Regions from separate parts of the Homo sapiens genome. Here region 2 is linked to region 1. The links are chromatin contacts, found by Hi-C or POLR2A ChIA-PET in ENCODE. All regions are on one chromosome and are shown on one strand. Each heading gives the region's core, a stretch centred on a gene start or an enhancer-like site at or near the end of the contact. The rest is flanking DNA. Distances are from core to core; before and after follow the strand shown.

What was found. A loop is a pair of places that touch in the nucleus more often than their neighbours do. ChIA-PET counts read pairs that join two places held with the same protein, here RNA polymerase II (POLR2A). Pooled maps may share reads with other maps.
Region 2: a map of CD4-positive, alpha-beta T cell shows a loop between it and region 1 (20-fold over the local background). The contact joins the promoter of VEZT here to the promoter of ATP2B1-AS1 in region 1. A Hi-C loop is called at or near these places in 3 of 168 maps with a recorded cell type or tissue (CD4-positive, alpha-beta T cell, CD8-positive, alpha-beta T cell and naive thymus-derived CD4-positive, alpha-beta T cell), 1 of 37 single-sample maps with no recorded cell type and 12 of 50 pooled maps. POLR2A ChIA-PET finds 5 or more read pairs at or near these places in 1 of 52 experiments (activated B cell).

Annotation. Positions count from the first base shown.
Region 1 is chr12:89,706,003-89,711,549 of GRCh38, forward strand. ATP2B1-AS1 (ATP2B1 antisense RNA 1) reads left to right here and starts at 2,953. Exons shown (of 1, transcript NR_028138.1): 1 at 2,953-5,547. ATP2B1 (ATPase plasma membrane Ca2+ transporting 1) reads right to left here and starts at 2,836. Exons shown (of 21, transcript NM_001366521.1): 1 at 2,594-2,836. RefSeq lists enhancers at 1,715-1,804, 1,815-1,914 and silencers at 2,105-2,334, 2,485-3,504, 3,525-4,074.
Region 2 is chr12:95,215,220-95,220,642 of GRCh38, forward strand. VEZT (vezatin, adherens junctions transmembrane protein) reads left to right here and starts at 2,588. Exons shown (of 12, transcript NM_017599.4): 1 at 2,588-2,667. The coding sequence starts at 2,632. It overlaps FGD6 (FYVE, RhoGEF and PH domain containing 6), which reads right to left and starts at 2,248. Exons shown (of 21, transcript NM_018351.4): 1 at 2,006-2,248. The coding sequence starts at 2,021. RefSeq lists enhancers at 1,912-2,506, 2,507-3,102, 2,567-2,806, 3,407-3,456 and a silencer at 2,107-2,336.

The DNA of each region.
Region 1 (5,547 bases), core at 1,703-4,202:
TCTCATGTTACATCAAAAAAGGAGGCTGTGCCTAAAGAGACAGTGTTCCTTATACTTATGATTTGGGAAGGAAGGGAAGGGAAAGAAATCTCAACTGTCACTACAGTAACTCTTTTCTAAGTATTAAAATCTCCATTTATTTTTACATGAGATGCACCTGAGAGGAGCCATGTATACAAACCACTTTTTCTAACATGGTCTTTATTAAACTTTGAATATAAGTACACCTGCTCGAAGTGTTCATCTATATTATTTAAGAACAAGCAACTGTAAAACAGTAAAATCACAAAAGGTAAGTTGTTGGAAGACAACAAAAAAGAATTACTATATCTGATCCTGCGTGTTTATTTTAGAATCTGTTAATAGGCCTACAGCTAAAAAAAAAAAAAAAATTGTAAAGCCACTGTCATACTGGTAGGTACCTTTATTTGGTGGCAATGGCTAGTTCAAACCACCTATTAAAAGCAGCTATTACTTTCCTTCTTTTACCAAGAATATCCAGACCATCAATATTATTATAAACACAAATCAAAACTAGTTTCTCATCTCATCTCAGAATGCTAAAATCCCAAGCTTCAATAAAAAAAAGATTTCCCATACAATTGCAGAAATTTCTCTCAAAAGAGAAATGAGAGAATACAGAAAAATGAAGACAATTCCCCCTTACACGTCAAAATGGGGATGCCAATAATGACAGCTGCGATAAAAATCAAGAAGGCGTACCCCGAATTTTCACCATTTTAATAAAAGAAAATCACGAAATTTTAAATTAAAGGTGGCGCTCTGTCCTCAACTCACCCGAATGTGACTCACTTTTGCAGACTATATGGTAGGAAATTAACAGTTACTTTTCAAAGATCTTTGCAGTTACACCCAAGCCAAAATCAGGACAGAGATCCACCCTTAATTACAGCAATTTAGCTGTCTTATCTAAAGCAAGGTAAAAACTAAAACGTCCTCCTGAAATCATAGCTAAATAAGCCCATTTCATATACTAGCTATCAAAGGTTCCCAATTAAAAAAAAAATGTTTCTATTTACTTCAAATTTGAACTCACCAGGAGGATAAAGAAAAAGAGAGGGGAGGAGGAGGACCCAAATGAAACGCACAAGTACAAAAAGCAGATTCTCCTCCAATCCCTCTTAATTCCCCCAATCCACCCCTGCCACACACAAGGACAGGGAGTCTCGGGAAGGCTGGCATCGGGGCAAGTGGTGAAGGCCCTCCATTCACTCACGTGGGCCACCATCCAAAGGGTTACACACCCTCTGCCAGATGAGAGCCTCATACAAACCAGGCCCTTACAAGTACTTCTTATTATAAAATACACCCACGCTGAACAAAAGCCTTATTTTAAAATAAGACTGTCCTCAGGTGGGGGAGGTTAAACACAACAAAGGCTTCCATGTTGACAGGCAGACAAGTTCAGATATATGCATATACCTACACACGTATGAAAAAAATCTATGTAGCTAATTTATCACGAACAGCAATCGATACCAACAGAAGCCATTAGATTATTAATAAACCAAGAAAAGTAGCGGGCACAGAAGCGAAAGGTGGCTGTCTGCAGCGCTCTAACCCAAAGAAAAGGTAAATATCAGCCTGTCGAGGAGGGTCGAGCCCTCCAAGTACCTGCAGACCCCTTTAACCCACCCGGACGCCCTGCCCTCCCCTCCGAGCCAAGCAGCGCACAGGGTGCGAGCACTCCCAGCGCTGCGAGTCCCGCAGAAAACTGGTGAATGAAATGCGCACAGAGACCAACCTGGCTGGTGACCGCGGCGCAGAACCAGGGGTCGCTAACCAGCTTAGCCACAGGATTCTCCCGCAGGATGGGATAAAGAGAGCACAGCCCCCACCCCACACCCCTGCCACTGGAACGCGGTCCTCCTACAGACTCCTTCCTCAAAAAGGGAGGTGGGGGCGCAGGCTTTTTTCTCTTAAACTAAGTGAATAAACACGAATCGGAAACAACTGTGAACATCCTGGGGGGCCAGACGGAAGGCGTGAGGAGAAAGACCAGGCGGCTCTCCAACTCCCGAGGAATCACCGTCCTGACACGCCAACAATCAACCACCAGGGCCAGGGGCCGACCAGGGGCCCCCGCTCCCCTCCCGCAGTGCGTCTGGGGGGCCGAGGCCAAGGATTAGAGGGGTGACCCTCCCGGGGCGCGGGGAGAGGGAGTGCCGGGCACGGTGCCCTCAAGGTCACCACGCGCCGTGGCGGGGGCGACCGGTGGCGGGATGGGCTGTGGCGCGGCCGAGGCGGCTTCGTGAAGCCGAAGACCTGCGGGTGTAGACCAGAAGCCCCAACAAGCCCCATCCCTCGGGCCCGGAGCAGCGACTCCCAGACTGACCCGGCGCTGAGGTGCACGGCGAGAAGCCCGCTCACCTTCACAATCTCCCGGCAAGAGGCAACCTGCGAGGGGCCCCGACCGCCCCCGTCAGCTTCTCCCGAATCCGGCGCAACCCGCTGCGCACCCAGCTATCAGGATCCCCGCCGCGACGCCCGACCTCCGTGCTCCGCCTGGCCTCCCCCGCAGGTGACCTGCCCCGCCGCCCCCGGCCGCGGGCGGGCGGCGGCCGCCACTCACCTCGCCCGGCAGTGGGAACCATTTTCCGAGGGGGAAGGAAAGGCAGGCTGCGGGAGGGTCGCGGGGCGTTAAGGGGCAGCGGGAAACGCAGAGGATGGGGGCTCCGTCCTCAGCGCGTCCGCAGCCGGCTCGCAGGGCTCGGGGCGCCACGCGGAGGTGCAGCTGCACCTCGGGGATGGGGCGGCCAAGGAGCCGAGAGGCTCGGCGTCCACCAGCCGGGGCTCCCTACTCACGCTGCACTGCGAGGAGGCGGCGGCGGCAGCGAAGGAGGAGGAGGCGGCGCCCGGCCGTCCCCGCCCAGAGCCCGGCAGCCACCGAGTGGCCGCCCGCGTCCCCGCAGGACCCGCCTCCTCGGCTCCGCAGAGCGGCACACAGGGCGCGCCGCGCTCGCTCGGCACGGGCAGCTCAGCCGGCCTCACGCCGCCGTCCGCAACAGCAGCCGCGGGCGGGGTGCAGCCACCTCCGTGAGCGCCGCAGCCCGCCCCACTCGGGGCGGGGCCCGCGGGCACCGGAGAGCGGACGGCCGAGCACGAGGGGGCTGCGCGCAGCTCCGGGCAGGGACCCCGTCTGCACCGGGTGGCCTGCAAGATTGCCGGGGTAGGCAGGGGGAGGAGAACGCTCACCCGTTCCGGTCTGGCGCTCCCTTTTCTCCACACCCACACGCCTCCCGCTCCACGCTGGCGGCGCAGCTGCTCCCGCTGCCACAGCCGCCACCGCCGCCGAAGCTCGCGCCGCCGCCGCTGCCGCCTTGGCTGAGCGCGGTCACGTGACGCGATCCGCGGGGAGCCTGGGGGCGGGCGAGTGCGCGCGCGCGCGCGCGGAGGAACCGCGGCTCGGACCGGGACTGGGAGCTGAGCGGCACTGGGAGGGCGTTTAAGGGGAGGACCCGGCGAGCGCGCCCTCGGCTGGCGAGCGCGCGCCTGGCGATTAGAACTTGCCGCGCGGTCGGGAAAGGGTGGCCGGAGTGAGGGGCGGAGGTGGGGACTTGCGCCTCCGCACGCCCCTCCCTTTCTTCCTTCCCCTGAGCGCCTTGGCTTGCCGCTGCCCCCGCCCCCTCCAGCGCGCCCCTTCCCTCCTGCCGCAGCCTGCGATTGGCTGAGAGGCTCTGACGTCCGTGTTTCCATGACGTGTTGGTGCAGGAGGGAGCGGCGGGGGAGGAGGGGGTGGCCAGGCGCGCGGGGAGGTGACTCCGTCAGTCACAGCTGCTGTTTCGGCGCGGGGCCGGGCCGCTGCCGCGACGTGTGGAGGCAGGAGAGCGATGATTGCCGCAGGAGAAGTGCGGGCGCCCTTCACCTGGGGCCCCTCCCGAACCGCCCCCGGGCCCATGCCCCTCCAGGGCCCAGGAGCGAGCCAGCGGGAGGGCGAGGGCGAGCGCTCCTGGCGAGGACAGATTAAGGCGAACCCCCAGTCAGCGGACATTTGAGCGGCTCCTCGCCGCGTCTCTGCCCCCACTCCAAACCGGACTCGACGCCTGTCCCGGGCCGTGACGCACGCACCGGAGGAAAAAGTGCTTCTCGGCTCGCTCCCTCTTTGGGGAAGAGAGCTCACTCCCCATGCGGGCGCGGGACACTCCATCTCTGTTCCTGCCGGTCGGGTCCGCAAACACCGGGGATCCCAGCTGCGGCGCCCAAAGGGTTAACGCAGGCGTTCGGCCAGTGCAAACCGGCCTCGCAGGATCCGCGCTTAAAATCCGGGTGTTTTCATTTTGGGTTTGTTTCTTCTACTATGCCAAGCTGGTGGCTCTCTTTTAATTCTCTTGTAACATCTCAACCCTGCACCCATCTTTCCTGAGGGGAAAAGGAAACGGGATAACTTGCGGTATTTCGATGCTCAAAGGTAACCGGCGGCTCTGCTCCAACCTTCAAGAGATTTTGCAAGTTGAAAAAAAAAAAAAAACCATCCTTCGTAACATCTACTTAAAAAAAAAAAAGCAAGTTTTCCTTCTTGTACACGCATATACACAGTAAAGATGTGTATCTTACCTAAGATACCGCGCTTCATCTTCATCTAATCTTTATTTGAACTCACCGTCGCCACTGGCCCAGAGACCTTGTCAGTGTTATTTTCAGTATCAGTTAATCAGAACAAAAAGATAAGTTCTGCAATCTTCTTTCTCTTAATTCCAGAACTGGAAAATTAATATTTATATAGCCTCCTCAAAAGCATACAGGCAATAGGAAGTATGGTATTATGTTCACGATCTGATGATAGCATTTGTTTTAAAATATTTTAAAAGATTAGACACAAAATGTGTAAAAGACGTTTAAAAGTGAATAAATATAAATCAATGCTGTTGCAAATAATTTTTTTATCAGTTTATGTATCTCACTAGGCTTGACATTACCAGCCTTCTGAGCTGTGCCCTTGATGTGTAAGATAAACGAACATTGAACAGAATGATAGCATTTTTCCTCTCTTCAGTCACTGATGGAGAATTGGTTAATGTGGTACAATAAATAGCCCTTCCTGACACTATTTCAAATCTTTTTAACAGAAGAATAACCTAAATTTCACCTAATAAATTTCAATATTATTTCCCCCTAAAATATCTTTCAAAACGACTCAGAGACATTTAAGAATCACTGGCTTTTTTCCAACTTTTCCTCCAAGGAAGTTACAATACAATGTTGAATTATGTATTCTACTTTAATCAAGAATTTGACATTAAAGTAATATGTGAATCATTGCTATAGTACACTAGCAAAATGGGTAATAAACTAGAATCTGTTCACTTTGTGGGTTTGTTCCAGTTCCAGATTATAAAATGAATGCTCTTAAAGTGTTGTGGTCATGAAACAATTATTGAGCATCTTTATTTAAGAACACGATTCAATTAAGTTTTCATTTATATCGATAAATCTATAAATGAAACATACGGAATATATATATTCATGTATATCCATAAATGAAAACGTGTGTGTGTGTGTATCCCGGAACATATTTGTATGCATTTT
Region 2 (5,423 bases), core at 1,338-3,837, 5.5 Mb after region 1:
TTATAGATGTAGAAAAACAAAGCAAGCTTTTCTGCTGGATACATATAACCTAGATGTTCTACAACATTCCTTTTATTTTCTTAAATTAAACCAACCCTTCCAAATACCACAGATTAGATTCAAAAGCAAAAATCCCCTCCCTTAACTTCAAGTAACTTTCCTAAACGTTTCAATGAATTTGACTATTGTTCCCAAAAAGCACCATAATCAGCTTGTAAGAACTATGTATACATATAAGAATGGGTAGAAATAAAACCCCAGTTCTCTTCCATATTCCCCATCTAGACACCAGAAAGAATTATGATAAATCCAACAGATGGGTGAGCAAAAAAGTAGTTGATGCTTCTCAGCCAGCAATGCTAAAAACCAACCAACTCGGCTAGACACAGGAAGTGTCCCACTTTAAACACCACAAAAATTTCTGTGGATTTCTTTAATTGTAAAGTTGATAAAATACAAAAATAGCTTGCATTATTTTAGGATAATTCAAATGCAAGAATCATGAACTTCCAGTCTGGGCCCTAGAAATTGGGTTTACATAAATGTGAAATTACATGCTTCTGTGCCTGTTCCTTATAAACTGTTAAGACTGGAATTGAAAACTGATACATATAAGACACGGTTATTTTAAATACATTTGACACCTCCAAAAAGGAAAGAGCTAAAACTGGCTGGAAGGATTTTAAAATTTCCAACCACTTTTAATTTAAATCAATTTCTTGAACGAAGGTAAGGCACAGAAATGTAGGATGAAAATAATTTACCTTATGTAAGTATAAAGCCTCCCTTTGGCAAAGAAAAGAGAGTTTATAAAGATATCTCATATAAGTGCATATAACATCAAAAAGGAAAGACCCACACAACACCCACTTCTTGCTTTCTTTTCCTATTGGCTAACTTCTTGTTTCGTTTGTTGTAATCTGATCACAGGGAGCAATGCAACACTACAATATATCTAGGCTTTAGAAATAATACAAATCAGAACATTTGAGTGCTGTTGGACAGTTTCAAGTTGCAAGAATTTTAAACAAATGCCAAGAAAAGCAATGAAAATTTAATCTGATACTTAAGTGCTGATTCTGGAAGTAACCTTGAGAAGAAGCTTTAAACTATTTCACTATAAAATTTCTAATGAAAGTTTCAACGTGGACAAAAACGTAAAATAACCCATAACACTCTACTTAATACATAAGTTCTGGTTTAAAAATTAACCTATGTACTTACGAAGTGAACGTAACACCACTTTGGTAATTATTTTGTAAAACAGAAATTGTTCCTTAAGAATGTTCAGAAACACAACGTCTAGAATTGCTGAAAATCCACACAAAGATAGAGGCTTTGTCATTTGGATGAAGGGGAAAGAACTATGGGAGGCAGACAGAAAATAAAGCTTTGTTTACCCTAATCAGGTAGAAACAAACAAAATAATTGTAATTGGGTGCAGACAAGCAAAAAAAAAAAAAAAAAAAAAACCTCAACAATCTCAACTCCTCTGCTTCTCAGGTAACAGAGGTAAAACCACCAGGACATGACAATGTCTACGCCTCTTTAAAATGGGTAAAAGGTTTACCAGCAGATACAAGGTTGAAAGCGACTCACTTAGTGGCCAAATTGAACACGCTGAGAACACTGCCTTTACCTATAATAACTGATCTATTAACTTGGGAATCTACACTATTTTCACATGCAAAGGCGAAGTCCTCGCACTGCTGGAGAGATGAGCGAACGCCCTTCACACATCGCATTTCACCTGGTGCAGAGCCCCCAGCACAGTCCCCCTTGGAAGGGAGATCCCGAGAAATCCCGGGTTTCCAAACAGCCCCTCTGGGCAGGAAAAGACGAGAAAGCCGGCAGCGAATCCCATTAGCTCCGCGCTTGCCGAGGTGCTCGGCAAAGGTACGGGGCACACAACTCGCCCACCCCGGCGAAGAAAGTTGCTCGCGAGCCCAAGCCTAGCAGCGCTCGCCACAAACTTTCCCGCGGCAGCGCGAGCGCCGTCACTTACCGGCTGCAGAAGTCATGATTCCCCGGTGCAGCTCGCTTCCCCGCTCGGCCCCTCAATCCATCTTCCCCTTTCAGTCCATTGTTCCCACAGTTCGGGTAGGAGAGAAAAGCCCCCGCAGCGCCCACATTCCGTCCCGCCGCCCCGCGGCGCAGCCTGAGCGCCACACAAAGGACGCGGCCGACTCTAGCGACCCTGCGGCGCTCCCGGGCGCGAGCCGCCGGGGTCGGGCGGGCGAGCACTAGCACCGCCCCGCAGAGCGGCAGGCTGACAGCCAGGCGCGGGCACGAGCAGTGCTCTCTTCGGCTCCGCTGGCGCGTGCCCTTCTCGGGCTCCAAAAATCAGCAGTGCTCCGGGCGCCCCCTGCTAGTCGCGGCCGTAAAAGGCAGACAAAAGCCCTAGCCTCCTCCAATCGGAGGGCTCGAGCTTCAGCTCGCTCCCGCCTCTCTCGCTTACACGCTCACTCTCTTCTCCAATAAGCGGGCTCGAAAAGGGGGCGTGAGCGGCGAGGCATATTGGGAATTGTAGTTTTCTGGACCCACGGGACGGGCAGGAGCTGGAGCTCCGTGCCGCCTGTACTCCCGCCTTCATTTCCCATCGTGCTGAGGCGGGTGGCATGGCGGAGAAGGATGACACCGGAGTTTGACGAAGAGGTGGTTTTTGAGGTAAGAGGAAAATGGCGGTGGGTGTGGATTGCCTTTGTTTGAGAAGGACGAGACGGAAATCGAGGAAGCAAGGCGTTCCCGGGGCGAGGGATCGGGTGACGCGCTCCAGCTGGCCTCGACCACCGAACCCCAGCGATTTCAGGGCCTAGAGTCCGTCGTCGCCTGACAGGTGTAGCCAGAGGCGCCCTGGCCGTGGCCGGCCTCTATCTCGGGCCCGCCCAGAATTCCCAGACGGTGCCCGGTTGCCAGGCTCTGGGCTGGAGCGGTGTCTCTTCCTTCCTGGGAATGGATGTGCGGCGGGGGGGACTGCGCCCGGCTGGGGCGGGGCCGAATCGTGCCTTTTAGATAGTCACAACTTAGCCTCCTCCTTTTCCATCCGCGATTTTTTTGGGTCAGTATCCAGAGTGCTTCAGGTCACTGTTCACCGTCAAGGCGTGGCCCTCGGAATGAAGGCAGCAGGTGCCCGTTTTCTAACACGGTTTAAAGTCTATTTGTGGGACCTACTGTGGGTAGTTAGGGCCAGGGCATCTCAGCATCTAGATTCGATTCTTTTGTCCTTTGCTGTTGCGCTAGGTGTAGCCAGTTCTTCTGACTCGGGGCTCTAGATGTGAGTGCTTTTGTGTGGGACTATTTTAAGACGTTCTCTGCCATCTTGAATGAAAAAAATCGGGCGAGTGTTTTTGATGCCATTTTTTTCCATCAGACACAGGTCAAAACTCGCACCCCTGTACGTATGTGTATTGCATGTATACGCTTTACTTTCATTTATCCAACTAGATTTTAAGAAAATTTAAAAATGAAGTGGCCCATGCCATACAGCGAGAGAGCGAGGCACAGACAGGACAGAATGCTAAATGTTGAAATATGTACAAACTGTCATTGAAGGATTAATTTCTGTTCTTGCGGCCTCCCAGAGGCTACACCCAGTACGCGATATCCGAGGTGAATCTTTAACTATGAATTGGATTAGAAAAACCGGCAGGAGAAAATGTATTACAGGGAAAGAGAACTGATTATGCCAAGCTTGGGAAGTGTGAAAGTACCTGGTGTGCATTTTTAGGGGGCGGGGTGTGGAGGGTGGCTATGTAAAGTGGCTTGATGTGGCTGCAATGAAGAAGCAGTGGAAAATGTGGCCATTTTACCGAAGTGAAGAGTCTAGATATGAGGCGTTCATTAGGGAAGACAAGGGCCTGAGATGAAATGAGAGACGTAATGGAATAATGGCTTGGACAGACACTTGTAAGTTAAAATCGAGGCAATGTTTATAGATTGAATGTGGTAGCTGAAGGAGAGAGAAATATTTTCTAGAGTAAGGGTAACTGATGGGTGTATTTTTTTTACCCATTATTTTTGATTTCTGAATATAATAGTAATATATGCTCAAGGAACATTTTATTGTAGAAAATAAGCCCCCAAGTTAAAATCATCCATTATCCCACCACCCAAAGATGGTAACTATTAACAGTACGGTATGTGTTCTTATAGACTTTATTTCTATGTAAATGTGTGTTTATGTGTGTGTAATTTTTTAGCCTCTATATTAAGACACAATGTGTGTGTGATATTTTTTAAAACAAAAGGTATACCACGTAGAATTTTGTATATATTTTTCACTTGACTTTATCGTGAATCTTTTCCCATTCATCATTCTCTGAAAACATTAATATTATAATATCCCCTCACGTGTATCATAATATAACCTTTTTTTAAAAAAATACCATTGTAATCAACAGTGATATAAGCCTATTTTTAACTACAACTCTGATTTTCCTCAGAATAATTTTTAGAAGTAGAACTAGTGGGTGAAAGAATATGAACATTTAAGACTTACGCAGAAAGGTTATACCAATTCCGGTTTCCATTAAGAATAAGAGAGTATTGGTTTCACCAAATCCTCAACAACAGCCTTAACAGTTTCCTTTAATCTTTGCTAATTTGATAGGCAAAAATAACATTCCATTGTTTTAATTTACATTTTATGCATTTATACATTTATTAGCTATTTTTATTTCTTTGAACATTTCTCTTCATATTTGTTGCTCATTTTCTTATTAGATGCTAGCTTTAAAAAAATTGACTTGCGTGAGTTCTTCATATATTACTAAGCCTTTGTCATACTTGCAGAAAAATTTCCAGTTTGCTGTTTGTTTGCTCTTTGATATACACAATTTTTATTGCAGTATAATTTACATAAGGACAGGGCACAGATCACAAGTGTGTGGATGGTTATATTTTCACATGTTGAGCACACCCATGTAACCAGCACCCAGATCAAGAAACGGGACAGATGGGGCATGGTGGCTCACACCTGTAATCTCAGCACTTTGGGAGGCTGAGGCAGATGGATCCCTTGAACCCAGGAGTTTGAGATTAGCCTGGACAACATGGTGAAACCCTATCTCTACAAAAAAGACAAAAATTATTTGGGCGTGGTGGCACATGCCTATAGTCCCAGCTACTCGGGAGGCTGAGGTGGGAGAATCACTTGAGCCTGGGTAGGTCAAGGCTGCAGTGAGCCATGATCGCACCGCTGTACTCCAGCCTGGATGACAGAGCCAGACTCTGCCCCAAAAAAATAAAAAATGAAAAAAGAAACAACATCACCAGCACACCAGAAGCTCCCTCCTGGTCCTTTCCATCACTACTCCCTACCCCAAAATGATCACTATTTAAACATAATAACCTAGATTAATTTTGTCTATTTTTATTGTTTAGACACTGTGCATTTCCATTTATATACTCTCTTATTTCTGACT